Linked DNA regions of Homo sapiens: region 1 is linked to region 2. Evidence: read pairs that join two places in POLR2A ChIA-PET (ENCODE). Cell type or tissue: Caco-2. All regions are shown on one strand. Each heading gives the region's core, and the rest is flanking DNA. Links, peaks and the distances in the headings are about the cores only.

Region 1 (10,562 bases), core at 318-8,317, 75 kb before region 2:
GATGATAATAATAATAGCTTTTGCTTTAGGGTTATTGTGTGGGGGAAGGGAAACTCTGGGGCGGTACAAGGTGCTTCTGTTCCCCTATTGGAAAAGTGCTGGGATCCAAGCCTGCTACCCATAAAATATCCCAATCAACATTTTGATTTAAAAAAAAAAAGAAAGCCTTGACTGAGTACTCAACATGTGATTGCTTCAAACCTTGCAAGTTGTCCCTTTCCTGTTTCAATAGTATTCCTATTAATTTCTACATAATTTTTGTTTCCCTTCTAAAGCAGACAAGACAGGTAACATAATCCACAGTTTGCAGATAAAGAAACTATTGCTTGATAGATTTGGAGACAAAGGGATTTAGTAAAGGAAGTAAAGGAAAAAGTAATTCCCTATCCATCTCGATTGTAAGTTTTAGGTCTCAGTATTTCAGATGGCCTTTGGAGTTTTATAACCAAAACGCAGGTTTAGTCGCTCACCACTTGCAGATTCCAATTAACAAGAGCAAGGTCTGGTATAAAGAAAGTGATGTATTCCAAAGCTAGCTTAGGGGAAGAAGTACAGGTTTCCTCCCTAAGGCTACTGCTTCAATTGTGGAGCAGAAAGCAGGCACTTTTAAAGCGAAGGAAGCAAGCAGTTGTCGGGGGAGGGGTCTGCATGCCTTATCTACTGGGTGGTCAAGCTGGTGACTGCTGGCACCTTCGTTGGCAGGACTAAGCCAAAAACCCCTCAGATGGAAGAGAGTTTCATATTTCTCAAGGCAGTCTCCCGGTGGGAGGGAGTTTTGTAGAAATTGGATGTTATCTCTTGAGTTCCTTTCTGGAGCTCCTAAGCACATAGTTAGATGAACTTGCCCTGTAGGGACTGTCTGGTGAAGACAACGTAAAAGGCTATATTTACCTTTATTAAATTATTTATTTATTTATGAGACGGAGTCTCGCTCTTGTCACCCAGGCCAGAGTGCAATGGTGCGATCTCGGCTCACTGCAACCTCCATTTCCTGGCTTCAAGAGATTTTCCTGCCTCAGCCTCCCAAATAGCTGGAATTACACGTACCCCCCACCATGCCCGGCTAATTTTTTTTTTTTTACGAGGTTTCACCATGTTGAACAGGCTGGTCTCGAACTCCTGACCTCAGGTGATCCACCCACCTCAGCCTCCCAAAGTGCTGGGATTACAGGCGTGAGCCACCGCACCTGGCCTACATTTGCCTTTTTAAAGGGCTAAGTAGGAAGGGAGAAACTGGGGGAGTGAGAAAAGAAGAGAGAAAGAAAAAATAAACTCTGTCTCAGAAAAAATGAGGGTACTCAGTTACAGTTTGACTCTGTAAATATTTTTCTTTCAGTTGTTCCTACATTGTACTTTGCTTCTTTATTTGTTCAGGCTTTCTGGGATTATGATTACAAAGTATGGTCACATTTGCCTTCAGTCCATGTTACACTGACTTAAGCTCCCATCTACATAATAGCAAAGGCCTCAACCTCCTTCCTAAAAAGTCCTTGGTGATTTCTATGGGGGGGTCCCAAAAGGGGTACCTCACATATACCCAGAGACATGAGTCAGCTGCTACCAACCACCCTGCTGCCCACACAGCTCACTGAGTCTAGTGCCCATCGGAAGATTTCCAGTGCCTGTATCATTATCCCCAAATCCTACATACTCCCAAACTTCTAACCCTCAAGGTACCAAAACAGAGCTGGGTTTAATCCTGATAAGGGGAAGAAGTCTTTCTCCCTCACTTGACAAATATTTTGTCACCCAAGCCCTAAAGCAGGTCAGTGTGCCAATGTTTTAGTTTTTAGTTTTTTGGGTTTTTTTTTTTTTTTTTTTTTTTTTTTGAGATGGAGTCTTGCTCTGTCACCCAGGCTGGAGTGCAGTGATGCAATCTCAGCTCACTGCAACATCCGCCTCCTGGGTTCAAGCGATTCTCCAGCCTCAGCCTCCGGAGTAGCTGGGATTACAGGCACACACGACCACACCTGGCTAATTTTTTGTGTTTTTAGTAGAGACGGGGTTTCACTATGTTGACCAGGCTGGTCTTGAACTCCTGACCTCAAGTGATCCACCTACCCCAGCCTCCCAAAGTACTGGGATTACAGGCATGAGCCACAGTGCCCCGCCAATGCCCAGTGTTTATAACTCCTCTCGTGAATAGTTCCTTCCATGTCTGGACTTCAGTCCTCTAACCACATGGGTTCAAAACCCTTCCAATGGGTCAGTGAGGGAACAAAGACTGAACCCTCCTCTCTGTCCTACTCCAACCAAAGACTCTCTTCCTCTAGTTACAAAATGAGAGCTCCCAAGTTACGCAACAGAAGCATTTATCAGTGGATGCAAGCCGAAACGGGACAGGACATGGGGTGTTAATCCTGCCTAAATTGTGTTGGGCCACAGTTTAGCAACAACTCAGCAAATCAAAAAAATGCCCTGTCATGGTGCTTTGCTTCCAAGTCTCAGTGAAAGTGAAAATTGCTGAACATTTCAAGATTGTTCTAATGGCCAAAGCCGTAGGACTGACAGGTGTCACTCAGCATTTCTAGTCAATGGAACTCTAACAGAAATGAAGGCTGAAGCACTAGAATCTAACTAGACTAGTCTTTATGTGGCCTAGCACAAGGCTGGGTTCACACAGGGTTTCACTCACCCCTCCTGTGATTGTCCTCACCACACTGCAGTCAAAGTTAGTGGTTTCTGTGTCTGTCTCCCTACAGAGCCCCTTGAGAGCAGGGACTGGGCTTTCTTCATTTCCGTGGGCCCAGCACCTGGCACAGCATAGGACGTACTGAGTAGGAGCTAAGTGTTTGCTGAGCAAAAGAATGAATGAGTGGCGTCCTTTCAAAAAAAGCCTGTCTGTGCTTCCTGCGAGAGATGAAATTGAAAGCTGGGGATGTTTCTACTGAGCATCCATGTGGTTGAGAACAGAGAAAAATTAAAATACTGGAACATAGGACCTAAAAACTAAATTTGAGAAAGAAGCCCATTGTCCACTCAAATCTCAAGGTCATATGATTTTAGGTGTCTCCTCCAAAATACGAGGCTACTTGGGTTCTCTCTGTTGACCTTAACATGACAACTCACTCCAACAACCTCAGGGACAAACAGCCTCCATCGGCACGCAGGATACAGTAGAAGTGAAAGACATTCAGAGTCGTGGATCAAGCTGACCCTGGAGACCACACTGCCTCTTGCTTTCCAGTTGCATGAATGAATGAATTTTGTAATCATTTAAGCCAGTTTTGGTTAGGCTTCTATTACTTGAAACAGAAAGCTTCCTGATTTATAAAAATGGTTGCTGTGAAGGTGAAATAAGAAAGTATGTATAAAAGCAGCAGCACAGTGTCTCTGACATGGTGAGAATCTGACAGTGACTCTTGGGGTAACTCTTACTTTTGTCCTAGAAAAGATAAGGGGTATCTCTTAAACAACTGATACTCCCAAGGTATCAAGATAACATCCACCAGAGATATTACAAACACAGGCAGGGAGACGATTCTCCAGCATTGTGTCTGTTTTAGAGCTCTCCAAGTGTATCCACAAACATTTACTAAGGTGTGCTGAGTATCTGCTTTGTACAAAGTCCAGTGCTTACAATGTGGTATGTGCGTTGTGTGTAAGGTAGTATGTACAATGCAGAAGAAGTGATCATGTGAAAATGAAATCAGGGTGACATGCATTCAGATTCCAAATCTGCCACTTATTATCTGTATAATCCTGGACAAGTTACATAGCATCTCTGAGCTCAGTTTCCTCAGCTATAAATGGTGCATGATCCTTGTTCATAAGGTGGCAGTAAAGATTAAATTGGAGAATAACATATATTAAACACCCAGAGGCCAGGCGCGGTGGCTCACACCTGTAATCCCAGCACTTTGGGAGGCCAAGGCAGGCGGATCACCTGAAGTCAGGAGTTCAAGACCAGCCTGGCCAACATGGTGAAGCCCCATCTCTACTAAAAATACAAAAATTAGCCAGGCATGGTAGTGGGCGCCTGTAATCCCAGGTACTCAGGAAGCTGAGGCAGGAGAATCGCTTGATCCTGGGAGATAGAGGTTGCAGTGAGCTGAGATCACACCACTGCACTCCAGCCTGGGCGACAGAGCAAGGCTCTACCCAGGACATTGTGGTATCTCTCCATGGTCCAGGGCCACCACTTTGCGCAATTCCAGGGATACAATTCACATTTGGGGGCACTATTTACATTTGGCATCCCGTACAGATGTGCAACAACTGCCAAGAGCACATTGAGCTCCTTAGACCAACAACCATACATTGGACATCTCTTCTATCTTCATAGGACCAGCCTTCCAGATATATAACTCTCCTCTTGCCTATCTGGATAATTCCCATTCATCTTTCAAGCCTCAGCTCAAAATCATCTCCTTTGTGGAATTTTCCTGATCCAGGGAAACTTAGCAGCTACCTTTACTGTGTAGCACTTACAGCTATCTCTTCTCAAGTACCAACCACATTATATTGTAATCATTTTCACAAATATCTGAATTCCCCATTGGATCAAAAGTCATCGATAAGCTTTTTTGCATTTGCTCCAGTACTTTGCACACTTTTTTTTAATAATTAAAAAAAGTGAGTAGACACCATATTATTGTAGAGGCTGCAGGATGTGCTGGAAAGAACACAAGCTTTTAAGGCAGACAGATTTGGATTATAATCCTGGCTCTACTGCTTTCTTGCTGTATACCCTTGGATAAATTAACTTACTGAGAATGTTTCCTCATTTGTACAAGAGAGATAAGAAATCTACATTGCAGAGCTGTTGTGAGGACTAGAACTAGTTTATGTAAATAACTAATATGGTACTTGGCCACAGAGTAGTCATTACTTACCTTCCCTTGGGCTGCTTTATACACAGCACTTAGCTGCCATGAACTGAACCCAGCTATGATGGTTACTTTACAATAGAAATTCAAACAGTGACTACTGGAATAGTTATAACAAGGTCTTTTATTACAATTACTATAAACCAAGGCTGGCAATTGCATGGCATGTGAATTACTACTTTCCTTTGCTAAGTCCATGGCAAACATTATTAATCTATCACTGAACTATCACTGAATTCTTTCTCTTTTTTTTTTTTTTTTTTGAGACAGAGTGTCACTCTGTCACCCAGGCTGGAGTGCAGTGGCACGATCTCAGCTCACTGCAACCTCCGCCTCCCAGGCTCAAGCAGTCCTCCCACCCCAACCTCCCTAGTAGCTGGAACCACAGGCACATGCCACCACGTTTGGCTAATTTTTTTTGTATTTTTGGTAGAGACAGGTTTTGGCCATGTTGCCCATGTTGGTCTCGAGTTCCTGAGCTCGAGCAATCCGCATGCCTTGGCCTCCAAAAGTGTTGGAATTACAGGCCAAGATTTTTTAAAAATCTCAGTGGCTGAAGGATAAATGGTGCAAGCAAGTCTGATCCCAACAGGCCTTGCCTAACTCCCTACCTACTTCCCCCTCATCCCTCCCACTCCCATAGCTGGACATGTGGCCCCTACTCACAGTGCAGGTCCTGCTAGTTCACCGAGTCAAGGGTAGCCTTTCCTGTCCTTTTGGTCTGTGCCATCCAGCTGCAACTAACCTCCCATACAATGTCGTGCCATGTCAACGATTTACCAGTTAGTGAAATGTTTCAGTGAAAAGCTTATCAAATCAATTCAACCAACCTTGATGAAACTGACGTGCCTGGGAGAGGGCCAGATGAATAAAATGAAGTGTAGAGATACATAATTTTTTTTAAGTCTGCAACAAGACACCTCCTTCGCTTCCTAAGGTGGGAAGAAGGTTGGTGTGAAGGATGGGCATTGCAAGCGGGACTTTGCGACGAACAATTATGCACCGAAAGTCAGAATTCCCTCTCTAGAAAGTGGCTGACCTTGAGTGTCCATCACTGGTCGTTCCCCCTCTTCACAGGAATGGCTCAAGCTTTACCTGGATAGTTGAAGTTTAAGCCTTAGGGCTCAGGATTTGGAATTCTTAGCCCATTGCTTCCTTAGCTCTATTCCCTACGATATACTCACACTAAGGCTGAGGCCAACCAGTGGAATAAACAACCAGCCTTCTGCTGCAAACCTGAGCAAGACTGAAAAACAGGAGATGGTTGATGCATTTCAAATTGCCCAGACTAGGCCAGGCGCAGTGGCTCATGCCTGTAATCCCAGCACTGGGAGGCTGAGGCGGGCAGATCACTTGAGGTCAGGAGTTTGAGACCAGCCCAGCCAACATGGTGAAACCCTGTCTCTACTAAAAATACAAAAAATTAGCTGGGCCTGGTGGCACATGCCTGTAATCCCAGCTACTTGGGAGGCTGAGGCAGGAGAATTGCTTGAACCCAGGAGGCAGAGGTTGCAGTGAACTGAGATCGTGCCATTGCACTCCAGCCTGGGCAACAGAGCAAGATTCTATCTTGAAAAAAAAACTGCCTAATCTTTCTTTTAAACAAAAAATATTTATTTATTTATTTTGAGACCTAATTATGAAAGTGGCTGATTTTTGTATTTTTGGTAGAGATGGGGTTTTGCCATGTTGCCCAGGCTGGTCTCCAACTCCTGGGCTCAAGCAATCCTCCAGCATTGGCCTCCCAAAGTGCTAGGATTACAGGCATGAGCCACCACGCTGGGCCAGACTAATTTTTCTTTATGTGTAAAGAAACCATCTTTATTTGTAGATTAAGTCCTGCTGGTTTTGAATTCTAAGTGCTACATATTTGTACACTCTGCACCACACTGATGTCACTTCTGCCTCTAACTAGTCTTTAAGCTCATCCTCTTGCTCCACTCCAGTCAACATGGAAGCCAGCATGATCCTTCTAAAACACAAGCTAGTCTCTCCCTAAGCCTCCTTATCCCCTGTGAGAAGGTGTCAAAGTTCTTTACTATGATTTGCAAGGTCCTCTGTGAACAGGACCCTGCTCACTCTGCCTCACCTCTCCCCATCCTCACTTCATCCTTTATCCTCTGGCCTTGTGATGCTAGGAATAATGACCCCCAAAGGTAACCAAGTCTTAATTCCTGGAACCTATGAAGCATTACCCTACATTGCAAAAGGCACCTTGCAGGTATAATTAAGGATCTTGAGATAGGGAAATTATCCTGGGTTATTTCAGTGGGCCCTAAATATAATCACAAGTATCTTTATCAGAGGGAGATTAGACTACAGAAGAAAAGAAGGTCATCTGACCAGGGAGACAGAGACTGGAGTGATGAGGCCACAGCCTAAGGAATTTGGTCAGCTACCAGAACCTAAAAGACACAAGGAATGAATTCTATTCCCTGGAGCCTCCAGAAGGAACCAGCCCTGTCAATACCTTACATTTATTTTTTATTTATTTATTTATTTTGAGATGGAGTCTCACTCTGTCACCTGCACTGGAGTGTAGTGGCACGATCTCAGCTCACTGCAAACTCTGCCTCCCAGGTTCAAGCGATTCTCCTGCCTCAGCCTCCCGAGTAGCTGGGATTACAGGTGCCTGCCACCACGCCCAGCTAATTTTTTGTATTTTTAGCAGAGATGGGGTTTTGCCATGTTGGCCAGGCTGGTCTCGAACTCCTGACCTCAACTGATCCACCAACCTCGGCCTCCCAAAGTGTTGGGATTACAGGTGTGAGCCACTGGGCCCCGCCACCAATACCTTAAATTTAGCTGTGTAAGATTCACTTCAGATTTCTGGCCTCCAGAACTGTATGAAAATGTATTTCTGTAGTTTTAAACCACTATGTTTGTGGAAACTGTTTTCAGGAGCAATAGAAAACTAAGATAAGCCTTGTCAGATGACAATGGTTCCAGAATACATCCTGCTGGTCTTTCGTCTGAGGCTGTTGGGTTGTTCTCCCCTTTCTTGGTGATGCCCCTGTACACCCTTTGCCTAACATATTTCTACCCCTTTGTTTTAATCAATTTAGGCTTCTCCCACAAATTACCACAGACGGACTGGTTTCAGCAACAAAAATTTCTTTCTCATGGTTCTGGAGGCTGGGAAGCCTGAGAACAGGCGCCAGCATTGTTGGGTTCTGGTGAGGGCCCTCTTCCTGGTTCAAAGATGGCCAGTTTCTCATTGTGTACTCACATGGTGGAGAGTGGAGAAAAGAAGCAAATTCTCTCCTGTCTCTTCTTATATGGACACTAATGCTATTCATGAGGGCTCTACCCTCACGGCCCAATTACCTACCAAAGGCTCCATCTCCAAATACCACCACATTGGGGATTAGGGTTTCAACATATGAATTTGGGAGGAACAAATGTTCAGTCCACAGCACCCCTTCCTTAAGGTTCACTTCAGTATCACCACCTGCTTTCCTAGTTGCCCCAGGCTGGGTGAGGACCTCCACTCAGGTTTAGCATCAGACCTGAGCTTTTCCTTACCACTGAATTCACCACAAGGTACTGTCATGGTGTGTGTTTGACTCTCCAAACAGGCCCCCAGGGTGAGCCCCAGGGTGGGGGCAGAAATCAAGAACTGTTCTTCCTAGAGTCCTCTCTGTGTAATGTCTAGCACAAGGACGAGCACATAAGAGTCTTCGATAAATATTTATTGTCTGGGTGTAGTGGCTTACACCTGTAATCCCAGCAATTTGGGAGGCTGAGGTGGGAGGATCGCTTGAGCCCAGGAGGTTGAGGCTACAGTAAGCTCTGATCGTGCCACTGCGCTCTGGCCTGGGTGACAAAGACCCTAAAAAAATAATAAATAAATAAATAAATAAATAAATATTGATTGATTGAATGAATGAATGAATGGTTAAAGCTTCTTAACCTCCTGGACGCAGGTGGCTCTCATGTCCATTGCAGTTCCTCTGTCTCTTCTTATAGCTTATCATCTGATCCTTGTACCTGCGACTGAGCCCTAAGAAATCTCCAAGTCAAACATTAGCCAGGATCAGATTTGATAGCTGGGCTGTCCACTCAGGATACTGCAAAATAAATACTACACGGAACAAGCAGAATACTAAACAAAGGACAAAATATTTGAATTTTTTTTTTTTGGTGAAAATTAGAGCTTTGAATGCAGAATGTGGTAATGCCTGATTCTTTTTTAACATGCCATTCCTTGATCTTCTCAAGCTAGCCCCTGTAGTACTGGCAGCTCAACGACCTCCCTGGTGATTCATTATGCTCTACAACTAAACTCTAATTATTCTCAAAATATTATATGGTTTAGTTGCCAATAATGCTGATTATTGAAATTCTTAGAGCTAGCCATGTGCAATTAACCAACTGATACACTTGAAATGGGATTATAGGCCTCCATTCACTACCTAATAAAGTATTAAACCAAAGCTATAAATGTAAGATTATTTTACAGATTGTTTCTCTACGGGAATTTTTACCTGATGACAGCAAAATGATTTTCCTCTTTGTCAGACAAGACAGGCTATCGTCTTCTCCAAGGTCTATAGATTCAGGGAGAAATGAGAGTGACTTTACTGATGAAAGATTTAAAACCAGAAACAGAAAAGAAAAATGCACCAGAGCAAAGCAATAAGGAATTATAAACTAACTTTAATTACATCAACAGGAAGAATTTCAAACTATGTTGTAATTCTTATTTTAAAGTTTAAATCTAATTAATATATTCTGACTAACATAATCATCCAAAGATAAAAGTATTTGTGATGGCAAATGGACAGAACAATCATTTAGGTAGCATCTAGGAATATTGCTACAATTACTTTACATAAATAGAAATCCACGTCTTTATTAGTAATGTGCCACACATCTTAGAGTAAAAATTTACATAAGATAGGCTTATAAATATACATAAATCTCAAAATTAATCACAAACATTAGGTACACAATTGTTATAAAACAAATATAACCTATCAATGTCTATGTAAAGGCATAGTTTTTACAAAATAGTATTTTGTAGACAGTCTCAAAAAAGTATATTAATACTCCTGGAGCCAGATTGTTCCAGCATATCAGCATGTCTGTGGAAATAAGGCATCCGGAGAAGCTGCATTCACTCTTCCCCATGGCCAGGGCCTTCTATGTGATGAAACAGGTAGGATTCTAGTGACCTGGGTGAATGCTACACCCACTGCAGCACCCCATTACCTTAGAGAATCAATTACTCTCCAGAAGAATCCAACCAAATGGCTATCAGCCTAATAGCAAATATCCAGGGGAAAACTGAACACATTAATCAAGCAGCAGTGTGTTTTATGTTAAAAATCCCAAATAGCTTGATGAATCCATTACATTTTGAGTTGCCAGACATACTTAAAATCACACTAGCCTAGCCACTATTTTCATGAAGAGGAACTTATATGCAAGTCTTTTATTAAATATAAAAACAAAGAAATCTACCTTGAAACTAAATAACTGGATACTTGAATAACTGAATAAGGAACCTAATTAAATACAAAACCTGTATAGGTTGCATCAACATGCCAGTTACTCAGCTAACACTAGTCTTGGTTTCTTAACTAACAGTATAGAAAAGTCACATTCAACAGTGGTACTTTATATGTTCTTAACAATTCATATAATGTTGAATGGAGGAGGAAAGGCTTAGTAAAACATCCAGGAATCCTTTCTACAAACTACATTGCTATAAACTCAAGCATAGTTTTG
Region 2 (11,917 bases), core at 1,605-9,604:
GATCCAATACTCTGACTTTTTTGCCAAAACAAATTGGGGTGAATTTTCTGTCATTTGCCAGGGTGTTGTTTTGTTTTGTTGGTAAAATATATACAATATAATATTTATCATTTTAACTGCTTATAAATATACAATTCAGTGGCATTAAATGCATTCACAATATTGTGCAACCATTGCCACTATCTGTCCCCAAAACTTTTTCATCAGTGACAACAGAAACTCTGTATTGATATTGAACGATAACTCCCCAAGCCCCTCCCTGCAGCCTCTGGTAACATCAATTCCACTTTCTGTCCCAATGAATTTGCCTATTCTAGGAACGTCACATAAGTGGAATCACACACTCTATGTTCCTCTGTGTCTGGCTTATTTTAGTCACCATAATATTTTTAAGGTCCATCCACATTGTAGCATACATCAAAATTTCATTTATTTTTATAATATAAAAATTCCATTATATGGATATACCACATTCTGTTTATCCATTCATCTGTTGATGGACACTTGGCTTGTTCCCACTCTTTTGGCTATTATAAATCATGCTGCCATGAACATGGGTGTACAAACATCTGTCTGACTCTCTGCTTTAAGGGTGGTGCTGGGGACTCCAGGCACATTGTCCCTAAGGATCTGCCATGTAGAGCTTCTGGAGCCACCCTTGCATAGGGGTTGTGATTTAGAATGATGGCTGAGCTCAAGAGTGTAGATACAAGACCCATGACAGGTAGGCACCAGTGCAGCCTGTGCAGATCACTGGTAAGGCCTCAGCCCAGCACGGGGCCACGTGGGAACATGAGGCCGTGAGACAAAGCTGCAGTGCGGATGGGATTGACTGAGGGGTCCCTGAGAGGTTTTAGATTATTCTGTGTATGGAGAAGCCTCAAGGGAAGGACTTAGGGCTCATTACTAAAAAGGGGGAAAGGTGAGAATTGAATAAGTACATGGAAAAATTAATAATACACCAAGTATTTGGATCCACATAGATGACATAGGTCAGATGGGTTACACGTTCATTCACCCACTTAATTTTCACACCGACCCTATTACCATCTCCATTTTTCAGAGAATCAGATGATATTTAGCAGCTGATTGTGAAATTATTTGTTCAAGTTCGCAAAGCTAGTTAAGTGGAGGAGCGGGGTTAAAATTTCTTTTTACCTCATTTAAAAAATTATCACCTCAATAGCATAGTTATTATTATTTAGTTTTATATAAAAGGCCATTTAAAAACCATAGCTCATTTTTCACAGAAGGGAGTCAACTGACACTGCCTAAAATTGAAAAAGACTCCAAATTCATCATGGTTTTTATCTTTTGTCTTAGTTTAGATCTTATGGCCAAGAAGCATATCTAAAATTCAGCAAGTCTTCCAATTTTACCTGTTTCTAAGGTAAATTCATGATAAAGTCATAAAACAACAGTTTCATAAGTAAAATTTTACATACAGAATGATTTTTTGCTTTGAAGTTGTTTCTATTTTAACAATATATAAGCATAGAAACTTGTCTAATGTAACAGTCGTCAACTATGAACCCTGGTTATTTTTGATTCTGGGAAATTGGCTACTTTTCTCTTCTGTCTTGCCTATTTACTTTTTTTTCTTTTCTTTAAATATTTTAATTAACTTATAAATATTTTATTATTTAATTAAAAATTTAAAATATGAAACGCTTCACAAATTTGCATGTCCACCTTGCGCAGGGGGACCATGCTAATCTTCTCTGTATGAGTCCAATTTTAGTATATGTGATGCCAAAGTGAGCACTATTGAATTTTTTTTAGACTTTTACACTATGTTTAAATAAACAGTGAAGTTATATTTCTGGAAAAAAATAAAATAGCTCATGATTTTCTAAACATACTAGCTGGTATCAATAAAAAATGACACTTTTGGCTGGGCACAGAGGCTAATGCCTGTAATCCCGGCACTCTGGGGGGCCAAGGCAGGCGATTGCTTGAGCACAGGAGTCCGAGACCAGCCTGGGCAACATGGTCTGGTCTTGTCTCTACAAAAAATACAAAAATTAGCCAGATGTGGTGGCACACACCTGTAGTCTCAGCTTCTCAGAAGGCTGAGGTGGGAGGATCACCTGAGCTGAATCACCTGAGGCTGCAGTGGGCTGTGATCGACCACTGCACTCCAGCTTGGGCAACAGAGTGAGGCCTTGTCTCCGAAAAAAAAAAAAAAAAAAAAGACCTTTTCGCCTGCCTTAAACTCTCTGTAGAGACCCTCTACTTCTCCATTCTCACTGCATGTAGCAGCCACATTTTCCCTCCTTGTCATATTTCCAGGAAATAATGTGGCTGAGATTTTTGTCTGTATCTTTAAAAGCAGTGGTTTGAAGACTTGTTCACAGCACCTGAATGTTACAATGCTTTTGGTGGAGCAACCTAAAATCTGACTACACCTTATTCCAGCCTAGGAACTAGAAATATTACAACAGCCAAAAGGGCGATGTGTGCACACAAATCTGTATCTCAAAAATGATGATGTAAAAAATATTTTCCAGAAAATCAGAGATCTGAGTTTTCCCATTTATATTCCTTGATCACGTGCCAACTTTATCAATATCAAAGAGTTAAAGAGATGGGCAAAGGCCAGGTGTGGTGGCTCATGCCTGTAATCCCAGCACTTTGGGAGGCTGAAGCGGGCGGATCACCTGAGGTCAGGAGTTCGAGACCAACCTGGCCAACATGGGGAAACCCTGTCTCTACTAAAAACACAAAAATTAGCTGGGCGTGGTGGCACACGCCTGTAATCCCAGCTACTCGGCAGGCTGAGGCAGGAGAATCACTTGAACCTAGGGGGCGGAGGCTGCAGTGAGCTAAGACTGAGCCATTGCACTCCAGCCTGGGTGACAGAGTGAGACTCCACCTCAAAAAAATAAAATAATAATAATAATAAAAAGATGGGCAAATGAGCGGTAGCCAGCGTCAAGGATTCGAGAACTCTTTATGGGACAATAACACTGGGAAAATCTCATCCATGGATGTTGCTATTTTCTACTAATGGGGAAAATGCTGCTATTGTTTGATTTTCAAAGCAGAATACTTTGGGGCAGCTTAAGAAATACACATGTAAAGTTCAAGGTTTGAAAAAGAGTGTCCTTAAAAGAGCCAGTTTGATTAGCCGGGCATGGTGTCATGTGCCTGTAGTCCCAGCTACTTGGGAGGCTGAGGCCGGAGAATCGCTTGAACCCAGGAGGCGAAGGTTGCAGTGAGCCGAGATTGTGCCACTGCACTCCAGCCTGGGCGACAGAGTGAGACTCTGTATCAAAAAAAAAAAAAAACAAAAAAAAGAGTGAGTTTGGTGAGTTAGTGAAATTTCCTTTCCTTCCAGGTTATATATCAGCCAGTCATTGTTTCAAACATGATTACATCTCTCAAATGAGTGATAGTAACATTTTGAGTTTCAAAATGTAAAAGGAATGGCAAGTTCTGCCAGTCTTATCCTCGAGGGAAGCAAACTGTCATGGCTTAATTGTCCCCCAGAGATCATTAGGACTGTTAATTATTTGAACTTTACTCGTTTTGGCTTTCCTAGGAAATGCAGCTGACCAGAAGTTTCTATGAAGGATATGAGGTGGGATATATCTCCCTTAATATCCCCCATACATGCCTCTTTTCCTTTTCACAGGTACAAATGGCAGACCTGAGATGGCTGTTAGAGAATTGCATCCAGAATCCCGTGTCCTGTCCTACATTTTGCACTCTGGGTACCCCCTAAACTCCATCTTTCCTCAGAAGCTTCCAGGTCCTAGAGAAGAAAGAAAGGGGACCTCATCCTATGGCCAGGGTATTGGGGCTTTACCCACATTCTCTCATGTTAAGCCCCACAAAACTCCTCAGAGGCAGGTATTATCTCATCCATTTTACAGAGGAAGGAAGAGAGGATCAAACAGTCACTTTTCCAAGAGCTTACAGCTGTAAACTAGCCAGGGGCCTGACAGAAGCCTTTCCAACTCCAAAGCCCCCATCCTTTTCATTCGTCCAGAGATCCCCCTGCAGTTACTCTCTGACCAATGACACATCTGGGCACAGTACCCATGCCATAGCTAAGGTCAAGAAATGGGAACTACAAGCCGGGCACGGTGGCTCATGCCTGTAATCCTAGCACTTTGGGAGGCCAAGGTGGGGTGGATCACTTGAGGTCAGGAGTTCGAAACCAGCCTGGCCAACATGGTGAAACCCTGTCTCTACTAAAAATACAAAAAAATTAGCTGGGTGTGGTGGCGGGCACCTGTAATCCCAACTACTTGGGAGGCTGAGACAGGAGAATTGCTTGAATCCGGGAGGTGGAGATTGCAGTGAGCTAAGATTGTGCCACTGCACTCCAGCCTGGGTGACAGAGTGACAGAGTGACAGAGCAAGGCTCTGTCTCAAAAAAAAAAAAAAAAAGGGAAATACCATTGTGATCAGTACTACAACTATTACTAGTACTCACCACCCTGATTACAGCAATTATCTTTCTGCTTTGGATTATAATTATTTGTGACTCTTGTCTTTCCCTCCAGTAAAGTGTGAGTCTTTGGATGGGAATTGTCAAAGTCACTTTACTATTCCCTAACGATGCCTAGAACAGTCAGGTGCACATGTGCCCTGGTGATTCTGGGACATTTTGGGAAATGGCTCCTCCTACAGGTGTCAAAGCTCAGTGATTAGCTTTGGTTCTGTTGACAGACGGGGCTGCCTTTTCATGGATATGCCGTGGAAAGCAGCTTCTGATGTGGGTTGCAATGATCCCCGTCCTAGTATTCATGCCCCTGTGTAATCTCTCCCCTTGAGTGTGGGCTGGACATAGGGATTTGCTTCTCATGAACAGAATATGGCAAAAGTGATGGGGGCCAGGTGCGGTGGCTCACACCTGCAGTCCCAGCACTTTGGGAGGTCGAGGCAGGCAGATTACTTGAGGTCAGGAGTTCTAGACCAGCCTGGCCAACATGGTGAAACCCCGTCTCTACCAAAAATACAAAAATCAGCCAGGCTTATTGGCTTATACCTGTAATCCCAACTACTTGGGAGGCTGAGGCAGGGGAATTGCTTGAACCTGGGAGGCGGATTGCAGTGAGCCAAGATCACACCACTGCACTCCAGCCTGAGCGACAGAGCAAGACTTTGTCTCAAAAAGAAAAAAAGTGATGGGATGTCAGTTCTGTGCGTAGGTTACAAAAGACTGTGCCTTTGCCTTGCTGTCACTCTCTCTGGCTCTTCTTATGTGCTTTCTCTGATGGAGAAGGCTGGAGAGACCTATGTGACTACAGGCTGAGGGCATCCTCTGTCCAAGAGTCCTTGAGGACCTGATCCCTGTCAGCAACCGTAAAAACAAGCCTGCAGATGAGACCGCAGCCCTGACACCTTGAATGCAGCCTTGTAAGAGCCCCGGATACAGAAGACCCAGCTAAGCCATGCCCCGACCCCCACTCCACAGGAACTGTGAGGTGATAAAGGTGGATTGTTCTAAGACACTAAGTTTGGGAGTAATTTATTACACAGTAGTCAATAATGAATCCTTATGCTAACTATGTAAGGTTTTCAGGGAGAAAGGGCTAGTCTCATTATTACCTAAATTGGAAATAAATGGAATTTGGGGGCTGCTCCCTGGGACTAGTCAGAAGGGCTAAGAAGCATTTGTATCTAAACAATTAGTCATCATAGTTGTTTTAATTGAAAAAGTTGCAGTACAGAACTCACAAACTATACTGTCTTGTTAACTTCCTCACTCGGGGAGGCTTGATTTCCGGCTTTTCCACAGCTGGCTGGGCAGTTTCCACACGAATAGGAATAGGACTTCTAGAGACACACCGAAAAACAGAACAATACCATCAAAAAAGGTTTATGGTCTCGTTTTAGCCATAGGGACTGCTTTCTCAGTTAATGTACACCTTAATAACATTGATAGTCAAGAAATCCATTTTTTTTGCCTTTCTACCGTACTTAGTTCATAATTATAATTATATTTTAAAACCATAGAAAATCCAAACAGTAAGAAAAAAATCATAGGGAAGAAAATATAGCAAATGGGGCAACTAAACATAATTGAGGTACAAAATAAAATTTCTCTGCTCCGTAACAGCCACCCCTGCCCCCCAATATGAGGGGTGAACCAGAATGAGGGTTTGGCTCATAACCAGGTTTTGCCAGTAAAATGAAGAGAAACCTATGGATAACCTGTTTTTAATTCCAAGTAATCTGGTAGCTATTCTATTTTAAACATAGCACAGACTATATTTTTTTTTTAAAAAAAGATAAGAACCATACTATACTTTGTGTGAAAAATGCATAATCAGAAGACCTTTAGGACTTGCTGTAACACATTTTAATTCCATGTATGTGTGAAAATGCTAAAAATTAAGCGTCACTTTTATCTTTACTCAAGAATTTATTTCAGGTAACCAATGGACCCTACTCAAAATAGTAATTTTAAGGAAAATTTTTAATGCATTTTTGTAGTGGTCATGACTAATTTCATTTTTAAAAAATCAGTTCATTACCTCCTAGGACCAACAAGGCATCAAAACAAGTTGAGGTCCTTGAAAGGGACACCTGGCAAGTCAACTGACACTTTTGGGTCAGTGCTCAATATGGTGATAAGTATGTGGCCGGGGCCTAACAAATGCATGTTGAGGCCGGGTGCAGTGGCTCACGCCTGTAATCCCAGCACTTTAGGAGGCTGAGGTGGGCAGATGACTTGAGGTCAGGAGTTTGAGACCAGCCTGGGCAACATGATAATACCCGTTTCTACAAAAAAATACAAAATTAGCCAGGTATGGTGGCGCATGTTTGTAGTCCCAGCTACTCAAGAGGCTGAGGTGGGAGGATCACCTGAGCCCAGGAGGTCGAGGCTGCAATGAGCAATGATTATGCTACTCCACTGCAGCCTGGGTGCTGGAGTGAGACCCTGTCTCAAAAAAAAAAAAAAAAGAAAAAAAAAGTATGTTGAATAAACACATGAATGAGAAAATAGAGGATTTGAGTCAATGCATTCTATACTCATGGTTTCCTCAAGCTGCGACTCCACAGTAAAGGGAACATGGTCCCTGAAGAACGTATAGTCTATTGAGGGAGCACATGAATTTGCTTGGGTGGAACGGTCAGCATCGGGGAAAGCTACGTGGAGGAGTTTCCTCTTTCCAGATGGAGCGAAGACCACAAAGATGAGAGGCAGAGTGGAGACCTGGCTGAACGCAGGGCACTAGAACTACCATCCGGTGAGGTCTCAGTGGAAGAGCAGAGGGTTTTAACTGGAGGGAAAGTCGAGGCCGGGTCATATGGGGCCTCAGGCTGAGGAGTCTACACTGAAGGCAATGGACCTCAACTCTCTAAAGGTTTTAGGCAAAGGAGTGGCATAGTCAGATTTACATTACAGAAAGGTCCTTAGAACAATGAAGAGGACCAGGTGAAAGGGAGGACAGAAGCATCTTAGAGGACTGTGGGCAGCAGTAGGCCCGGAAGACAATGAGGGCTCAAGGTATAGACAAGAGGAAAAGAGGATGGATGTGGAAGGTAAAATGAAAGTCAAATTGCCAGGACTTGGTGACCAATTAGATGAGGGAATAAGGTAGGAGAAAAGCAAGGACTCCCAGGTTTCAGGCCTGGGTGAGGGGTAGGTAATAATACCATTGACTAAGAATGGAATCCAGGTGAAGGTTAGTGGGGTGGAGTGGGAAGAGATGAATTAAGTTTTTGAAAAGCCCTGGAGGCAGCTGGGTATGTATCTCAGGAGTAAGACAAATTTATACCAAGCACACAGATTGGGAATCATAAGGTGATACAGAGAAATGTTAGCTTTGATTTTTGGCATCGAGTATAATAGTTCCCCAGAGCAGTGGTTCTAGATCACCTAGGTGCCCGCTAACATGATGATTCTTGTCTCTACTGGCACCCACCAAACACCCACCACACACATTCACACAAAGGATCCAAAAGGTCTGGAGTAGGACCCAGGAGTTTGTGTTTTTAAGAAGAGACTCTGATGCAGTGGTCCTTGGACCCATTTTGGGAAACTACCCTAAGGAGACCCTGCTGGTGTTAGTAAACCACCAGGTGGCAATGAGGCCACCACCACCATGCCAAGAAGGAAAGAGTTCCTGTTCTCTGTGAGATCAGGGGAGGAAGGACTTCCTCTGGGTTTGGGGTGGTGGTGGCCTGGAAGCTTTAAAGAACATGTGTAGGGGATGGGAGGAGAGTGGATGATGAGAAATTACTTAATGGGCACAATGTACATTATTTGAGTGATGGATATTCTAAAAGCCCTGACTTCACTACCGTGCAATCTATGCACAGATCCAAGTTACACTTGTACCCCATAAATTTATACAAAGAAAAAGTAGGCTAGGTGTGGTGGCTCACACCTGTAATCTCAGCACTTTGGGAGGCCGGGGTGGGTGGATCACTTAAGTCAGGAGTTCAAGACCAGCCTGGCCAACATAGTGAAGCCCTGTCTCTACTACAATTACAAAAATTAGCTGGCACAGTGGCGTGCACCTGTAATCCCAGTTACTCAGGAGGCTGAGGCACAAGAATTGCTTGAATCTGGGAGGCAGATGTTGCAGTGAGCCGAGATCGCACCACTGCACTCCAGCCTGGGCAACAGAGGAAGACTCTGTCTTAAAAAATAATAATTAAATAAATACATTTTTAAAAGGAACATATGTGGCTCCAGCACTAACAAGAAGCTCAGCAGGCAGGGCACATCAATGGGCCAAGGGAAGCTGGCCCAAGTCCAAGCTGGAGTTGTGAGCAGAGGCCAGGTCTTGAAGGGCCTGGCCTCCTGCACTCTGTTAAGGAGTTGGGATTCCATTCTGAGTGTAAACAGAGCCTTTAAAGGGCTTTAAGCAGGGGGATGGCAATGTGAAGCCCACTTGCTTGAGTGACAACCCCAAGTGATTGATTTCTTTGTTAATGCAGCAGGCAGAGATATTAAAACTGAGAATAAGCAACATTTTTGAGGCTTGCGGAAAGTTAGTTAAGCCAGTCTTTTTCCATCTCTTTGGGCTCCTATTCTCTGTTTTATTTGTCCTCTGATTTTATCAGCTAATGCCCTCGTGAGCAATGTTTCAAGGATAATGTTGATGATACAGAGAATATCATTTCCCCATTCAGACAAGGAGCAACAGACCTTACACTAGCGTCCTGAAGACTGGATTTCTTATTGATATTTACAAACGGTGATTCCTCCTTTCCACCCTGTTAAAGAAAGCATTCAGGTTAGTCAAAACTGAATATGTTGGCATGCAAAAAATGTTTTCAAGTCTCTTACATTCAAAAGATTATAGAAATTGGCAAGTGGACCAAAGAGGTAGTTCACCAAGTACTCAATCAATAGAGAATCTTGCACTGGTGTTTATATATGTTAACAAAAAATGTTTTCTTGAGTAATAGGATTAAGACAATCATTCAGATGCAATCAATTCTTGCATTCATGCTTTTATTGAACACCTGCTACGTGCCAGCTCATGCTTGAATTAGAAAGGGATAGTGTGGGAAAAGCCAAACCCGCAGTTTAATCCTTCACCTCACAGTTTGGGTCAGGAATAATAATCAGCTCTATGTTCACATAGCACTTACAGTTTACAAAGGAATTTGGAATCTGTCCTTTCACATCAGCATAACAACCATAACAGCCTGGCAGGAATCACGTCATATGATTTTGAGAGAAACCTTGTCCTCCTCCCTCTGATGAGTCCCACAAAGAATAGTGGGGGAAGAAGAGACACCCACTCAGCCAGCCAGGCCAGCTGACCACACACTAGTGGTCAATAGAACATGCAGAGGCCTGCAGCCCTCACGACCATCACAACATACAGAGCTTGGCCTCTGTTCTAAATACATATTGAGCAAAGATTTCAAGCCTGCTGGCTTGGAGGACATGGCATTATTAGCCTGTCAAGATTGCCCACATATAGATCCAGTCTTACATCCTAATCAAAGCCTTTTTAATTTTTGTTTTTGATTTCTTTATTTCTTGAGAGAGGGTCTGTTCTGTTGCCCAGGCTGGAGTGCAGCAGCACGATCATGGCTCACTGCGGCCTTGACTTCCTGGGCTCAATCAATCCTCCTGCCTCAACCTCCAGATTAGCTGGGACTACAGGCTCAAACCACAACACGCAGCTAATTTGTTTCATATTTTTTTTGTAGAGACGAGGTTTTGCCATGTTGCCCAGGCTGGTCTTGAACTCCTGGGCTCAAGCGATCTGCCCACCTTGGCCTCCCAAAATTCTGGGATTACAGGCATGAGCCACCACACCCAGCCAAAGCCTTTTTTAGAGTTAGCAACAGATAGTACCATTGGTCTGTTTGACTTCTGCTTCCTTTCCTTATACTCTCACTATGCACTGATGCCAATAGGGGATTAACATTTAAACCCCTAGCAGTATACTTGGCTGTGCATCAACCTCCTCTCCCTCCATCACAACCCCTCAAAACCCTCTAAACCATGGATTCCCAAAGCATGCTTCTGTGTTCCTATGAATTTCAGTTCTACAGATAACAGTAGGAGCTACTTATGGCCAGTTAGGTGTGAAAGAAAGTAAAACAGGCTTCTTTCCTGCAGGACTTTTCAGAGACTATAAGAAGCTGATGTGTACTGGGACTGTCCCATGGGATTTCATGTGCAGCATTTCCAGAATTATCAGGGAGAATCCTGTGGGGCTTGTGTTCCTTATAACATCTTGGGAAACGCTAATGTCAAATTACTGACTTCACACTCCCCTGCTTTTTTCCTGCTTTCATGCCCTTCCACTGTGTCCTTTTGGCTAGGAAATGTGTTCTTACCTATTTGTCATCTCTTCCCTATACTTTACAAAATAGAATATTTTCAAGATACTGCACTTCTCCAATGGAGCAGAAATATGGGTCCTCCACAGATAATACCTGCAGCATGGGGTTATTGGGAACATGTTACAACTTTCTAATGTAGATAATTACAGCTTTGTAAATTGCAAAATATGTGTCAGTTTTGTTTGTTCTGTGATAGTATAAAAATGGCATACCTGAAATCAATGAAGGTAGACTGAAAATAAAGAATTTGTGACTATAACCTTGACATTCCTGAGTTTGTGATGGGAAATAAACCTGACCATCCTCTAAAAAGGGCTACTACTGTTATCTGTAAGCAATCAGTGCCCCCAGCAATTTCATCACGCCACAACTGTGACCACTGTTGTCAATACCTCTGCAGTGGTGGAGCAAGGCATTGCACCAGGTACTCTGCATAGATAATCTCATGTAATCTTCACAATAACCTGACAGATGTTGTTATCTCCATTTTCATAGGAGAGAACTAAGGCTCAGAGAGGTTGACAAACAAGCTTAAGGTGACATTCCTGATCAATCACAGATCAAGGTTCAAAGCCAGACCATCTGACTTTGAAACTTGTGTTCTACATCTTACTGCCTCCTGTTTATATCACAACCCCCAAATAAAAGACATTTTGTAAGCTTTCTCTTGACTTTCATGGTATGTTCTGGAAGGACCTAAATTATTCAGATTGCTACATATATAAATGGAAATAATAATAGAAGAGATTACTGAGTATTTACTTTACCCTTGGCAACATAAGCATATACATTAGGTTTATAAGGAATGAAGGAGATAGTTTTTAAAATTTATTTCTTATTTTTTACTTTATTTAATTATTTATTTGTTTATTTTTTGTGAGACGGAGTCTCGCTGTGTTGCCCAGGCTACAGTGCAGTGGAGCAATCTCTGCTCACTGTAGCCTCTGCCTCCTGGGTTCAAACAATTCTCCTGCCTCAGCCTCCCGAGTAGTAGGATTATAGGCATGCACCACCACACCTGGCTAAGTTTCATATTTTTAGTAGAGACAGGGTTTCGCCATGTTGACCAGGCTACTCTCAAACTCCTGGCCTCAAGTGATCCACCCGCCTTGGCCTTCCAATGTGCTGAGGCTACAGG

The links. ChIA-PET counts read pairs that join two places held together with the same protein. Peaks named below come from ENCODE experiments on the same cell type or tissue, not always from the same donor. Only the 100,000 strongest peaks of a DNase experiment are listed, where the experiment ranks them.
Region 1: POLR2A ChIA-PET joins it to region 2 with 15 read pairs; 3 of 35 experiments call an interaction of 5 or more read pairs at or near these places.

Annotation. Positions count from the first base shown.
Region 1 is chr9:109,120,825-109,131,386 of GRCh38, forward strand. FRRS1L (ferric chelate reductase 1 like) reads right to left here. Exons shown (of 5, transcript NM_014334.4): 5 at 9,469-10,562. Among named protein-coding and RNA genes, the nearest start is that of TMEM245, 6.2 kb to the left of the region's middle. In Caco-2, for the core only: no CTCF peak of the experiment used is centred there; a DNase peak (open chromatin) is centred at 3,507.
Region 2 is chr9:109,194,545-109,206,461 of GRCh38, forward strand. EPB41L4B (erythrocyte membrane protein band 4.1 like 4B) reads right to left here. Exons shown (of 26, transcript NM_019114.5): 19 at 9,119-9,186; 20 at 5,692-5,790. It also overlaps the pseudogene RNU6-984P. Among named protein-coding and RNA genes, the nearest start is that of FRRS1L, 33 kb to the left of the region's middle. In Caco-2, for the core only: CTCF peaks have their summits at 4,640 and 4,846; a DNase peak (open chromatin) is centred at 4,637.